5 separate regions of the Homo sapiens genome follow, and regions 1, 2, 4 and 5 are each linked to region 3. Evidence: chromatin contacts called from ENCODE Hi-C or POLR2A ChIA-PET data. All regions are on one chromosome and are shown on one strand. Each heading gives the region's core, a stretch centred on a gene start or an enhancer-like site at or near the end of the contact. The rest is flanking DNA. Distances are from core to core; before and after follow the strand shown.

Evidence for each region. A loop is a pair of places that touch in the nucleus more often than their neighbours do. ChIA-PET counts read pairs that join two places held with the same protein, here RNA polymerase II (POLR2A). Pooled maps may share reads with other maps.
Region 1: a loop to region 3 is called in a map of breast epithelium, with 7 times the contacts of the local background. The contact joins the enhancer-like site here to the promoter of ABHD5 in region 3. A Hi-C loop is called at or near these places in 1 of 168 maps with a recorded cell type or tissue (breast epithelium), 5 of 37 single-sample maps with no recorded cell type and 3 of 50 pooled maps.
Region 2: a loop to region 3 is called in a pooled map, with 3 times the contacts of the local background. The contact joins the enhancer-like site here to the promoter of ABHD5 in region 3. A Hi-C loop is called at or near these places in 3 of 168 maps with a recorded cell type or tissue (IMR-90, endothelial cell of umbilical vein and mammary epithelial cell) and 9 of 50 pooled maps.
Region 4: a map of OCI-LY7 shows a loop between it and region 3 (5-fold over the local background). The contact joins the enhancer-like site here to the promoter of ABHD5 in region 3. A Hi-C loop is called at or near these places in 6 of 168 maps with a recorded cell type or tissue (MCF 10A, OCI-LY7, PC-9 and 3 more), 8 of 37 single-sample maps with no recorded cell type and 13 of 50 pooled maps. POLR2A ChIA-PET finds 5 or more read pairs at or near these places in 2 of 52 experiments (WTC11 and activated T-cell).
Region 5: a map of naive thymus-derived CD4-positive, alpha-beta T cell shows a loop between it and region 3 (2.3-fold over the local background). The contact joins the enhancer-like site here to the promoter of ABHD5 in region 3. A Hi-C loop is called at or near these places in 1 of 168 maps with a recorded cell type or tissue (naive thymus-derived CD4-positive, alpha-beta T cell) and 8 of 50 pooled maps. POLR2A ChIA-PET finds 5 or more read pairs at or near these places in 1 of 52 experiments (H1).

The regions. Positions count from the first base shown.
Region 1 is chr3:44,044,751-44,047,450 of GRCh38, forward strand. The region is part of intron 2 of LOC124909489 (a long non-coding RNA gene); the gene reads left to right. Among named protein-coding and RNA genes, the nearest start is that of MIR138-1, 68 kb to the right of the region's middle. RefSeq lists an enhancer at 1,233-1,472. Within about 2 kb of position 1,286, at least 5 of the 41 ENCODE cell types and tissues checked have a DNase peak (open chromatin) inside an H3K27ac peak, as active enhancers do.
Region 2 is chr3:43,211,917-43,214,638 of GRCh38, forward strand. No RefSeq gene overlaps it. Among named protein-coding and RNA genes, the nearest start is that of SNRK, 73 kb to the right of the region's middle. Within about 2 kb of position 1,420, at least 3 of the 41 ENCODE cell types and tissues checked have a DNase peak (open chromatin) inside an H3K27ac peak, as active enhancers do; they include mammary epithelial cell, where a contact is called at or near this core.
Region 3 is chr3:43,689,604-43,692,303 of GRCh38, forward strand. It overlaps ABHD5 (abhydrolase domain containing 5, lysophosphatidic acid acyltransferase), which reads left to right and starts at 1,335. Exons shown (of 7, transcript NM_016006.6): 1 at 1,335-1,436. The coding sequence starts at 1,390. It also overlaps a transcript of ANO10 not described here. RefSeq lists a silencer at 1,507-1,986.
Region 4 is chr3:43,993,900-43,996,599 of GRCh38, forward strand. No RefSeq gene overlaps it. Among named protein-coding and RNA genes, the nearest start is that of MIR138-1, 120 kb to the right of the region's middle. RefSeq lists a silencer at 1,327-1,526 and an enhancer at 2,657-2,700. Within about 2 kb of position 1,282, at least 3 of the 41 ENCODE cell types and tissues checked have a DNase peak (open chromatin) inside an H3K27ac peak, as active enhancers do; they include PC-9, where a contact is called at or near this core.
Region 5 is chr3:43,178,814-43,181,513 of GRCh38, forward strand. No RefSeq gene overlaps it. Among named protein-coding and RNA genes, the nearest start is that of POMGNT2, 74 kb to the left of the region's middle. RefSeq lists enhancers at 244-538, 304-598, 1,305-1,364. Within about 2 kb of position 1,423, at least 16 of the 41 ENCODE cell types and tissues checked have a DNase peak (open chromatin) inside an H3K27ac peak, as active enhancers do.

The DNA.
Region 1 (2,700 bases), core at 36-2,535, 360 kb after region 3:
TGTAGTCCCAGCTGCTCTGGAGGCTGAGGCAGGAGAACGGCGTGAACCCAGGAGGCGGAGCTTGCAGTGACCTGAGATCTGGCCACTGCACTCCAGCCTGGGCGACAGAGCGAGACTCCATCTCAAAAAAAAAAAAAAGTAAGGAAGGAGACTCTGTGTCCTACTTAAAACCACCTCTAGTTTCCTCACTGCCTGCAGGGTAGAATGAAAATGCCTTAGCTTGCGTGGTGCTTCCCAGGCAGGCAACCTTTTCCTTTGGGCCTAAGCACTTTGGACTTGTCACCCTTCCCAGTCACACTGTGCTTCTGTGCACCCCACGAGCTGATTGCTGTGCTGGGAATGGCCCTCCAGCCCCAGCTGCACAGGCTGACCAGTTCCCTCACCCATCACTACCTGGCCCCAAGGGCCAGGCCCCCACCGAAACCTTTCTGCACCCATGTTAAGCATTCCTCCACAACCTCCTGCAACGTGTTCAGACCCTCGTGAGAGCACCCTAGGTTGATGTTCTCTGCTCACCTTCTTTTTTTCTCACTGGTCTGTGAGCTCTTTGAAGTTAGAAGGCATCATTACTTTCATCTGTCTTTCCAGCATCTAGTAAAAATAAATAAATAAATAAAGCCTCTAAAACAAACCACTAGAACATATAGGCTTACGTCTGTACCTCAATAATGAACTCCAGGCTATCAAGTGATCATTCGTTTGCTCATTCATTCTTCAGCAGAGGGACTGTGTTCTTGCTTTCTGCTAGCACTGGATGTTAGATGAGGTGCTGGGAACCCCAGACACTCTTAGAGCTTCTACTTGGCAAAGATGGAATTGAAGGTTAACAGACATTTTATGAGACTTGGTTTTGGAGTCACATTAGTTTAGGGTTGATTATTTTTTAAACTTCTAATCTCCCCAGAATTGAACTTAATGAGCTATCCCCTGTCACTCAGAACTTGTTTGGAGGAACTAGAAAACCATGCAGATTCTCAGCATTTTTTATTCACGATTTTAAAGGCAAATCTGGATGTGGCATTACACCGAGGTGTTTTTAGCTTTCCTGAATGTCCTAATTGACATCAAATTTTTATGAAAACATTCCAAAACCTATGATTATTATTACTCTGACCACTGTTTATATTTGAGTGCTGAGCAGAAAAAGAAGAATCACCAAAGCTTTTCTATTTAGTCATCTTCTAGACAAACCATATGAAAAAATAGGGAAGTGCTTCATTCGCAGAGGTTCCTTGGCCCTCAGCCAACTGTGAAGTCCCCAGTCACAGCCACCCTGAGCCTCTCTGTGGGAAGGGACTTTCAGCCCAGGAAAGAATGAGTTCCTGCTGGTGACCTGCCAGGTGCAGATGGTTGAGTCCACTGTACACATCTGGTTGGGGGTTTCCAAGGTGCTGGCTGGTGGAGCCCTTATGCATGCGAGGGGGTGAATGGTGGAGATTTCTGGATCCCTGCCCAGGAAGCCTCCCAGGTAGCAAATTAACATCAGCCATATTATGCTGGCCACTTTTTTCTCTCTGGTGTTTAAACTCTAGATCTCCAAAGTCAGGCACACACAAGATAACCCAGTGTGGTACAGGAAAAATACAGACCATTGGACTAGAACAGTTCCATTCTCATACATTTGATAATGGACTTAACATGTAAGTATACATGCACCCACTTTATGAATAAATATGCGTAAGTCTGTGTTATGATTAGTCTCTTTTACCATTGAGGTCATGTGCTCAAACAAGTTTAGAGACTCCTTTGTTAGCCAGTCACCATTAATATAGAACAGAAAAGATTAATTTTTGGTGGAATGGATGAAAATATTAAGAGGTTTCAAACTAAGTATCAATTTTATAATCAATTGTAGAGATTCCTTTGTTAGCCAGTCACCATTAATATAGAACAGAGAAGATTAATTTTTGGTGGAATGGATGAAAATGTTAAGAGGGCTTCAAACTAAGTATCAATTTTACAATCAAGTATGATAATCTTCCTTGCAGCATTGTATGGTATGTTGGTGTGAACTTGGTAGCCCTTGGGTTATTTCCTGCAGAAGTCTAAGGGTGTGAGATGTAACATTTTCCGTATATTGTTAGCCTCTGTATGTGCATAATAGAGTGAAGAACTTCCTGAAGGGGGTACAACACAGCTAGTGTTATCATTCTATATCCAAAAATGGCAGAGGGAGAAAGTCAAAGGGACCACCATTAATATTTTGCTGTTTCAGTATTCTTTCTATAAGTATTTGCATACATTTTTGGTTTACTAAATTATGATTATGTTGAACAGTGTTTTATAATCCAGTTTTTTTCACTGTGTATTTTTCCTTGTCAAAGGGTGAGAATAAGACAATAGATTCATGATTGTGAAGGTCATTTTCGGTGGTTCGACCTCTTAGTTCTGAGACTCAGCCCCTGGAAAGTCTGCCCTTGTTGCTTGCACTTGCTTTGTAAATCCAAAAACCCAACTGCTTTGCAGGCAGAACTACAGCCTCCACATGCACCATGATTCAGGTAGACCAGGAGTGCCTTCTCCTTTCTGTACTAAAAACACCTGAGAAAACCATATTGAGAGGAGAAGGCTTTGAAAGATGCATAGACTTGACCTGAACCTGGAAGTCCTCCCAGCCAGGTGGGACCTTAGGATCCCCAGGCTGAGCTGTAACCAGCTGTGCCAAGCAATGACCTACTTCTTCCAGTTCCAAGTTCTCCA
Region 2 (2,722 bases), core at 170-2,669, 480 kb before region 3:
AACTGAAGCTCTTTCTGGAGAGGAGATGCCTGAACAGCCAGCCTAGTGTCCCATGTGGGGTTCCAGCTTTTAGGCGGAGCAGCTGCGGTGCTCCAAGATGGGACAAGCCTGGTTTTTGAGGGACAGCAGTGAAGTTGACCAGTTGGAGAGCAGGGATGGTCAGAGCACCAGGCACCCTCAGGGCATGGTAAGGAGTTCAGATTTTATTTAACGTGTGATGATGATGCTGGTGGAAAGCAAGTCTTAGCCTAGGTTCTCAGCTTCTTCTATGAAGATCGAGGTCACAGACTGGGCAGAATGGAGAGGACACAGAGGCCCTCATGGACTACCATGAGCTGGGCCATCTCTTGAATGAGCTCTGGAAGGGGTCAGGTGAGACACCTGGCCACTGCCTTATATACAAAGTTGGGGTCCTAGAGCTTGGATTTTTCTCAGGATATAAAATTCTATCTTCCTTCAACTTTATGTGCTTCTATGGGAAGCTACTGAATACCCTGATAAGGTTTCAGACCCTGCAACAGTGATTTGCAGGCCCTGAAGGCCGTCTAACTCAGGCTTGGATGGCCCAGTCTACTTATGCCTTCCTGCCAAGAAAAGATAGCCCAGTCCTGACATGGGGATGAGCAGAGCTGGGCCCTGGCACAGTGGCCGAATATTCTATATACCTATTTTCTTGGATTTGGAAGGTCAGTCTGGCACCTTGTTCAGGGCCAGATGAAAACATTTGGACCAGTGGTTTTCAAACTGTGGTCCCAGGCCAGCAGCCACAGCACCAAGTGGGAACTTGTTAGAAATGATAAAATTAGAAACTTAGGGGTTTGAACTCAGCTCTCTGTATCTTAACAAGCCCTCCAGGTGATTCTGATTCTCAAGAAAGTTTGAGGACCACTGCGTTAGAAGAAAGCTGGGCAGGTGGTTAAAACAAAATCCTCCTTTTGATGAGACTTGGCTCTCAGTGCAAAGTCAAAGCAGGGCAAAAACAGAAAAACTCTTCAGGGCACCAGGATGCGTGATGCACTGTCTGCCAAATACCTGACCAACCACAGAACCTGATATCTGAGGTGTAACTTTTCCATCCAGCAAAACTCTGTGGTGAAACAGATTGATAAAGAATAAACTTTGGCTGTTTCTCCCAACTAGATGCTGAGGCCCTCGTTTACTCTTGGTGTACTCTAGATGCTACTGTGTCATTCATTCATTCTCACACTCATATCTGTTGAAGACACAGAGATAATAAAATCCTATCTCCACTCTCAAGTAGCTTGTATCAAGAGGAGGAGTGTAACTTGTGAATGAAAAAAGTGACAACGCAGGGGAATAAGCGATTGCAAGCGAACTCTGGTTTGGAGTTGAGGAGTCATGGGGAAGGAGAGAGGGGGTGTCAGCCATGCCTAGAGGAACAGAAACACAGGAGTGTGGCAGGGGCTAGTCTAGTTCAACCAGCTTGGTGGCTGAGTCATTTCACAACATCACCAGGTGGGAAAACTTGAGTTCACATTCCCACATCCTCCCTGAGAACAGACTTGCCTGTAGGTCCAAATACACCTGATGGTTCCCCATGGACCTCCACGAACTCTGGAGGTGCTACCACTGGCAGCCCCGGTCCCCAAAGAGCTGACCAGGGGCTTTTTTCCCAGCTCCTCTTTTGACGGGGGCTCTTACTGACTGATTGGCCAACTCCAAAGCCCAGCATCCCCTTCTCAGTCCTGTCTCACTTCTACATCAGAATTTTGTCCATCTGAAAGTACTTTCCATTGAGCAAGGCAGGACTGGGAATAAACTCCTGCCCATAAAGTCAACACTTGAACCATTCCAGTCCTTAGCATCTAGACTTAGCAATTCTATTCAAACCTGCAGCATGGCCACCTTTGATAATTCAATCATTCAAAGCTATTTATTAGCCAGGGCCTGACCCAAATGTCCATCTGAGTCATCCTGTTACTGATGGTTAATAATTATGCTGGAATTTTTAGCCTCACTAGTAATCAACAATGCAACAAAGAGCTACTCTTTTTCACCTGTCAAATTAGCAGTGCTTTTTTTTCCGGAGAATACTCAATGCCAGCCAGGAGGCTGTGAGATGGGTTCCTTCAACACTACCATTAGTAAAATAAATGGGACATCCTTTCTGGAAAGCAATTCAACAATATGTATCAAAAACTGCTTAAATATTAAAACTTATTAACTCTGCAAATTCATCTAAAAGTTTAAAGGAAATAGTCAGGGATTTAGGCAAATATTTATACTGCTACCATTTATTACGCTGAAGGGAGTACACCATGTGCCAAGCACTTAATACATAAATTATCTCCCACACCAACAAAGATGTCCACAAAAGCATTGTTTTTAATAGTAAAAAATCATAAACAAGCTACATTTACAAAAATAGAGAATGCTAACACAACTTAGAATTAGTCCATAGAACATAATACTACACATTAGAAACTAGGTCTTTAAAGAATGTTAAATGCCATGGGGAAAGTGCTTTTATATACAACATAATTCTAACTTATGAAAGATATATAACAAATATACATGCATTAAAATAAAGAGAAATAAATAAAAACACTAGTAGGTAGTATAGGACTTTTTCAATGCTTTCTACATTTTCCTATTTTTCTACGATTGACATACATCCCCTTTCATGATGAAAAAGTTATAAAAATGAAAACACGCACACACAAATGTGACTTCCCCCTGGGTGTAAGGAACTCCTTTATCT
Region 3 (2,700 bases), core at 85-2,584:
TTACAGAAGACACCATTCCTATCCTAGAGGACTTTCTCGTGTAGTTGGAAAGATATTCGATAATGTTTATTTAAAAGCTGTAACAATTACACAAGGCTGAGAACCTGAGAGCTAGATGGGTGATAAAGACAGGTTTACAGTGGGGCTCAGAGGAGAGAAAAAGAGGGAGGAGAGTCAGGGAAGGAGAACAATGAACTGAGTCTAAAATAAAGGTTAATATATTCGCGTAGGATCTATCAAAACAGGAGCAGTATTTCAACCCATTGTTTTCAAGCACCTAGAACAAAGTGAGCCCATAGTAGACACACACCAAACATAAATGGATGAGTAGTAGTGGGTGGCAGAATTCCAAAAGCAGGTTGCACCTGATTGCTAAAAGGCTTGAAAACAGGTCAAGAAATACTGCTATTTAGGTTAGTCATTTCACCTCAATAACTCGAAGTACCTAAACATAGACTTTTTTTTTTTTTTTTGAGACGGAGTTTCGTTCTTGTTGCCCAGGCTGGAGTGCAATGGTGCGATCTCGGCTCACCGCAACCTCCGCCTCCCGAGTTCAAGCGATTCTCCTACCTCAGGCTCCCGAGTAGCTGGAATTACAGGTATGCGCCACCGCGCCCGGCTAATTTTGTATTTTTAATAGAGACGGGGTTTCTTCAGCTCAGGCTGGTCTCCAACTCCCGACCTCAGAAAATCCGCCCGCCTTGGCCGCCCAAAGTGCTGGGATTACAGGCCTGAGCCACCGCGCCCGGCCAACACCGACTCTTTTCACCCTCCCAGGTATCTAGAGAGTCGAGTGGGAGGGAAATTGCTGGCTCTGGCCACTACAGTAACATCAGCACCTAGAGCAGTGCTCAACTGACTGAAGGCTCCTGTGAGTCGCCCTCTCCCCCTGGCCCCCCAACCCGCGGGGAAAGGCTGGCGGGACGCCACACAGCACCTCGATTACGCCATTTCATTTGCCACTGCACCATCTATCGGACACTAGCTAGGCTCTTCCAGGACCGGACGCACCTCCGTCCCCAAGGTGCCACCTGACAGCCAACACCGACGGGGTGATGCATGAATACAGTCATTATTCAAATTAGCTAAAACACCTAACTCATTCGGGTGAGTCTCGCCAGTCCCTCTGGGCTGACTGTCCCGCCCCGCGCTTACACCCGGGAGCGTCGGGCGGGAGAACTAGTGCATGCTGGCTGGGGATGGCGGACGCAAAGCCGGAGGCAAGGCCGCGCACGCGCAAACGCGGGCGCGCCGCCGGGCCGTGCTAGTGCGCGGAAGACGCATGCGCTGGCGGCCTGCGCCGCCTTAAGTGCCGCGCCAGCCCGGGGCGGCCCAGTCGGCCTGTCAGCCGGCTTCGAGATAAGTCCCGGCGCTTGCGCGGCGGCGGCTATGGCGGCGGAGGAGGAGGAGGTGGACTCTGCCGACACCGGAGAGAGGTAAGCGCAGCCGGCAGGGGGCTTCGTGTGTCTCCGGCGCGCACCCTCCGCGCGGGCCGGGTTAGGGCCCAGCGGGCAGCACCAAGGAGTCGCCGCCCGCCTGGCGACGACGGGCGGCTTCCTCGACCCTCCCCGGCATGAGTCCGCGCGGCGCCCAGAGGCGTCCCGGCGCCGCTCTGCCTGGGAGAGGCTCCCCTCAGCGTCGGGGCCCCGAGGTGTCTGAGCCGGACTCCGGCCGCGCCGGGAGGCCGCCTTGACCCCGCGCGGAGGGTCCGCCCCGTTGTTGTATAAGCCACCCCGCGGGCCGGCGACGGAGCTGGCCGCGGCGGCCGCACCGGCTCGGGCTCTGCCAAGGGACCCGGCCTGCCCCAATGCCGCCGGCGGGCGGTGCCCGGTCGACCCTGCACCTGACTGCGAGGCGCGGGAAATGACCGGGTCTGTCAGCCTCCCATCGCGGCTTCCGTCTACAGGTACTACCTGTGCTCTGTCCAGCCTCAGCCACTGGACGATCCTTCCCGTAGCCGTAGGAAGGGGCGGCGCTTCCTTGGAGGGGATATTAGAGGCCCGAATTCGCCCGGGAAGCGGCGGGAGGGCGGGGGTGCCGGGAAGGAGGGAGGGGAGAAGGAGTGAGGGAAGTGGGTGTATGGCTGTGAGTTTCAGATACTTCATAGAAAGAAAGTTAGCCCTTAAGATAGAGATACACGTTCAAATGTCATAATTCATCTTTCGGATGAAGGTCTTTGGCTTGCAAGCTCCACTGTCCCTTATTTGTTTGCGCTTCTGGGATTATTCTGGCTTTACTGGCGAAGTGTGTGTTGCATGTGCCTTAGAAGAACACACATAATGTATAGGAAACTGTGGAAGTTGGAGGGCAGATGTCTAATGTGAAACTTTTTTATATACAGGTATAGTGAGTTTATTCTTTTCTACACCTAAATGACTTCTTGCACTTGTTAGTAGAAGAATAGTAGTTAATGAGTGGAATAATTAAATTGTTATGGAGGTTATTGCCTTGTTTCTCAAGGCCTGTCGTTTGTATTGGAAAGTAAACTTCCCCCATATATATTTAATTTTTTGACGTCGGTTCTACTTCAGACGTCTGGAGAAATTTGCCTAGGAAACATAACCTAAATGATAGAATATGGAGTACCATGAAGACAGGGATATTTGGAAAGATGTCATGGGGAAAAATTGTGAAATATTAGAAAGGAAGTTATTCTCTTGAGTTTTGTTTATTTGTTGAGGTTTGTTGATGAACTTCCTC
Region 4 (2,700 bases), core at 32-2,531, 300 kb after region 3:
AATCTGGAAACAACCCTGCAATAAGTCCTTCAATGAGAGAATGGTTAAATAATCTACCGTCGTGGTACCTCCATCCCATGAATACTACCCACTAATAAAAAAGAATCATCTATTGATAATACATAATAATTGGATACATTTCAGGGGAATTATGCTGAGTCAATAAAGACAATCCGAAAATACTACATTATTGTATAATTTCATCTGTACAACATTCTTGAAACGACAAAATTGGAAAAAATTGAAAGTAGATTAGTAGTAGTCAGGGATCGCCACTCACCCTCCAGGTAGGTGTGGTTATAAAAGGCAAAAAGAGGGATCCTGTGATAAGTTCGGTTCTGCATCTTGACTGTGGTGGTAGTTGAATTTACACATGTGATAAAATTGTATAGAATTATTTACACACACACAGAGGTTGAAGGAGAGAGAAATGAGTACAAGTAAAACGGGAAATCTCAGTAAGATGGGTGGGGTTATACCAGTGCTAGTATCCTGGTTGTGATATTGCACCATAGTTTTGGGAATTTTTACCACTGGGGGAAACTGGGTAAAGGGTGGGTGCACAGGATCTCTCTGTATTATTATTATTTTTTACAACTGCACGTGAATCTATGATTATCTCGAAACATTTAAATATGTATTTTTTAATGTGTGAATACTACTGGGCTATATATTTTTAAAAAATAAAGTACAATCGTCTTAAGAACGCAAAGGCCAAGGGGCAGAAGGCTATTTCTTAAATTTTAAGAAACCACCTAGTTCACAGGTGCCACCTCCTCACTTTGCTGTCAGCGACGTGATGTGCTCTGCAGTGCTGGAATTGAGAGTTCAAGAGAGAGATACCGGTCCTGGCCTCTCGGTGTTCAGGTGTGTGTATAGGTGGGCGTTGGTGTGAGAACGAGCGAGAGAAAGCGGGAGCAAGAGCGAGAGCTATGCCTCCCTTAGTGTCAGGGAGGGTGGCCGGCTGATGAAGGTGCTGTGCAGAAAGCCGGGGAAGGGCTTAAAGAGGGTGCTGGCGCCTCGGGAACGCCCTCCCGCTGCACCCTACAGGAGGTCGTGGGCGGTGGCTTAACAGCCCCAGTGCAGAGCTTGAACCCCACCGTCCAGAAGGAAAGGTGAGTGGGGGACCCGGGCGGGAGGTGAGGCCTGCCGGCAGCGGCCCTCAGGCGTGCTGGGCAGCACGGCTAGCAGAGGCGGCGCCTGGTCTTGGATGCTGCAGCGGAGACGCCAAGGAGACTGAATGCAGGGAGCGAGGCGTAGCGGCCGCGGAGGGTGGGGCCGCCCGGAAATCCAGGCGGCGCCAGCCTTGTAGCATCTGCAGGCCGGGGGCGCGCACACGAGGGGCACGTGGGTGTGGAGGAACCGGCGCGGCGGGGCCTCCTTCCTGCAGCGCCGCGGCGGTCGAGTGCCCGTGCTGGAGGAACGGCGAGTGGGGTGCCTGCCCCGCGCAGGCGGTACCCGCCGCCCCAGCTCCGCACACAGCAGGCACGGCCAGGGACCGGGACCGTGGCCCAGCGCCTGGAGGCGCTCTCCACGCGCATCTTTCCCGATGCCGGGGCGGGAAGCCGAGTGGCTTTGTCCGGAGATGCCAGGGGATGTGGGCAGGGGACGAAGAGGTTTCCCAACTGGCCAAACCCTGGCTTGAGGAAAGACTGAGGTGGTCATTGACCCGTGGGAGCGCCCTGGGGCTTCGAGGGAACGGCAGCCGAGCCCGGGAGACTGGTGTTGGGTACCCGCGGGGGCCGGCGGGTTCCACGTGGGTGGACCCCGAGCTGAGGGCAGGGTAGGGTCGCGGATCGCTGACCTATGAGCTCCCCTACTCCCGCACAAGGACACCTGCACATGGACCCGGGCTTCCACCCGCTTCTGGCTGGGTTGGCGCCGGGAGCGCGCAGGGGAGGGACGGCGGCGGAGTGCGGGGTTTGGCGGGTGAGGTGGGTGAGGTGTGGCCGCGGGGGAGGGGGCGAAGGCACTAGAAGGCTGCGGTCGCGCTGTCGCTGCTGTTCCCACCGTCGGCGCGGGGCGCGGAGGGGGCGAAGAGGTGCCTGCCAGTCGCACTGCGGTCTAGGGGTGAAAGGAAAAGGGTCCATGTAAAGGAGAAAGGGCAGGCAGAGACTCTTGCTGGTGCCAGCAGGCACGGAAGGATGTGGCCGCGGGGACTTGGAGTTTAGAGGGCAACGCTGGGTGTCATAATGCCGGAGATGACCCCGGGTGCAGAGGCGATTCCAGTTGGGTAGAGCTACAGAGAACGTGGCCCGAGAAGGGGAGCTTCCTTAAATTAGACATATCCTGTGTTGTCCTAAACCTAGCATTTACCCTCTCCCACCCCGCTCCCACAACCTCCAGGGTCCTAGCGGAGTCATTTAAGCGCTCAGTACTACCAGCTTCATTTTAGGTAAAAATCAAGACTAATTCTGCACTTTATTAACCTCCTCGTACCCAAGTCACCACGGGGCAGCTTTTCACAGCCCTAAGGCGTGGTCACTTCAAGCCCACAGCGAGTTGCTCGTGTCCTCGGCTTCTGCTCCGCAAATCTCGGACGATGCCACCGGAGGACGCTGAAGGCAAAGGCTGGTGGGGCCAGGCGCCGGCGAGACTGCCGCGCTAGCACAGCTTCCGCGGGAGCCGAGTGCTGACGGGCCTCGCGACCCCCTCCCGAGGGCAAACGGCTCGGCCCTCCAGGGACACTTGGTCAGTGTC
Region 5 (2,700 bases), core at 173-2,672, 510 kb before region 3:
AGGTGCACCACTGGAAGCTTCCAAAAGGCCCAGCAAGACCCATTTCTGTGGCTGACTTGCCATGTGAAACACCCCAGGCATGTGGCCTGCACCTGGAGATGCCACACCCATGCCACCACCACCGTCACCCCGTACACCTTTTGTAAGTGTGCCCCCTGGGGCCTGGCACCAGAGACACACAGATCATGAGCGCAGAACCATACCTGGAGAGGCGCCTCCTGCAACATGAATATTCAACCTCACAGAGAATTTTGACCTTTGCTATTTCTCATTGGCTTTGTGGAATAATCAGAGGAGCCAGCGTGAGAACAAGGCTGGCATTCACAAAGCTTAGCTCTCATTTCCTCATTAATCCTCCGAGTCAGCATTACGAGGCAGGGAGAGGTCAAACACGATTATTGCCTTCATCCAGAACGGTAGGGTAATGGCCTGCCCTGTGTCATGCATGAGTCACAAGCAGAGTGGGGTCTAACCGTGATCTTTGGACCTTGGCTCCTGATTGCAATGGGAAGGTAGAGGTCACAGATGCACAGATTGGCAGAACAGTTACCTGAGCAGTGTGACTTCAAGTTCAAGGCAAAGATCTTCCTCTATGGTTCTGTCTACTGTTGCCCAAGTGGCTACCATTGGTCCTCCTTTGGTGTTAAGCATAGTTTACAGCCAGTATTTCCTAAATGGCCAGAATAGTTCATGGCCAATATTTCCCAAGTGTCTTGGACCAGGGGCTTGCTTTTGGCACTCCTGGTCCAAAATATTTGGGAAATACAGGCCGAGCGGACAGCTGGAGCTGCCTGAAGCATCGCTCCTGGGCCTTGGTAAAAACATCACCTCAATCTGTTCAAATGTTCCCCAAGCTCAGTTCATCAGTCTGGCTGAGTCCTGGGCAGACACGTAGGAAAAGTCCATTTTACTTCGGTAGGAGGGAGTCGCAGATGGCTCTGTGGAGAGATGGGGCCCACCCATCTCAGAGGCAGAAATGAGAGCAGGATGAATCCATGTCTGGGGCAGAAGCCGTGGAGGGAGACAAATGGCATGCAGGTCCTCCAAAAGCCAGCCAGGGGCCCCCTAGGCCGCACCCTGCCTCCAACTCACACTTAGCTTTTGGTGAAAGGCTTTTCCCTGTCTCTTCCAATTATTGCTCTTTTACCTTGTGCTAGGCTCTGGGATAAATCATTTTCATGTATTCTCACAATTTCCAGTGAAAATCTGACACTCAGAGAGGTGAACTGCTCATGCTTGCATAGCTGGGAAATGGTTGAGGTGGAATTTGAACTCCTGTCTGGCTGGAGTCTAAATGTTCCTGCTTCTCAGAACATTCCTATACATTTATTCACGGACCTAAACAAGTTGTGGGGAGGGAGAGGAAGAGGAATGAAGGGGACCAGCTCCGAGGCAGAGAGGAAATGGTGAGGTGGAGACACAGGAAATCCTGACTGTGTATGTATATGCTGTCAGCACGTAAACTGAGCTATTTTAAGGTCAAGGCCAGGGTGCAGCCCAACAGAATTGCGAAAGCAAAATGTGTTTGCTTCTGCAGTTGGCTTTTTAAATACATTTTTCTTTATTAATTGGAGCACTGGTGAACATCTGGGTCATCCTAAATTAGGCCTTTGACATTTGAAAAAATAATCTCAGGTAACAGAGTAAATGGTTCAGGCTCTGTGGCCAGAAGTCTCCTGGTCTCTGACATCCAATCTGTTTCTGCTCACCTGGTCCCTCTTTTTAATAAACTTGCTGGAAAGAGCTCCAGAGAAAAGGGGACCGTCCTGAGAAACTGTGGCCGAGCAAATGCAGCAAAAGACAGGTCCAGCAGAAGTTGGTGGCCACAAATCCAGCAGCCCCTGCAGACAAAGTCCTTAGATAGTTGGGCTCATGTGACTCTTCTGCATACCCCATGGGCAGCATCTGCAAGGGGGTCGTGGGAGTTCTATAGCCCTGTGTGCCCTTTAGGGCGTAGGATCCCCCAACCCTCCACCAAAGCTTCCCATGCAAGTCGAGCTCAAATGCCCACCAATTACAGCCACTGTCACTCCCAGCTCTGGCATGCTAGGTGACCTTGAATAAGTTACTTAACTTCTCCATCCCTCTGTTTTCTTATCTGTAAGATGAGTGTGATAATAACATAAGTGACCTTATGGGGTTGTGATGGGATAAAATGAGACAATACAGGCAAGGCGCTTGAACAGTTCGGGGCACACTGAGCACCATGCAAGCATGTGCGATTCTTCCTTGTTCTGGCTGTGGAGAACATGGGGGAGGGAGGATTGATTGCACACCTTCTGTGTGTCAGAGGGTTTCCACAGATGACCTCTAATGCTTCCTATAATCCCTTAAGAAAGGGGTCATCACCAAAGTTTACAGTTAGGGCACCAAGTCTCGGAGGGGATCAGTAACTTTGCCTAAGGTCACAGGGTTTGGAGACACGTGTCAGGGTTTGTACTCACATAACCCTGACTTCAAAATCTATTATCTGAGTCATTCCACACCTCCTCCCTAAACCACACCTGGCCCGAATTACGTGTAACACCTGCTCAGATGGTTTGGTGATTAAACCGCAGCCTTGGGGGCAGGATCTGGGAAGCTGGACCATGCTCACTCATGACTCCCCGGGATGGGTCTTTTCTATCATTCACAGTTCCCGTTGGTGGCCCAGTGTGGAGTGACCAGAGATGTCACGTTAAGGGAACTGAAAAGTGAGAA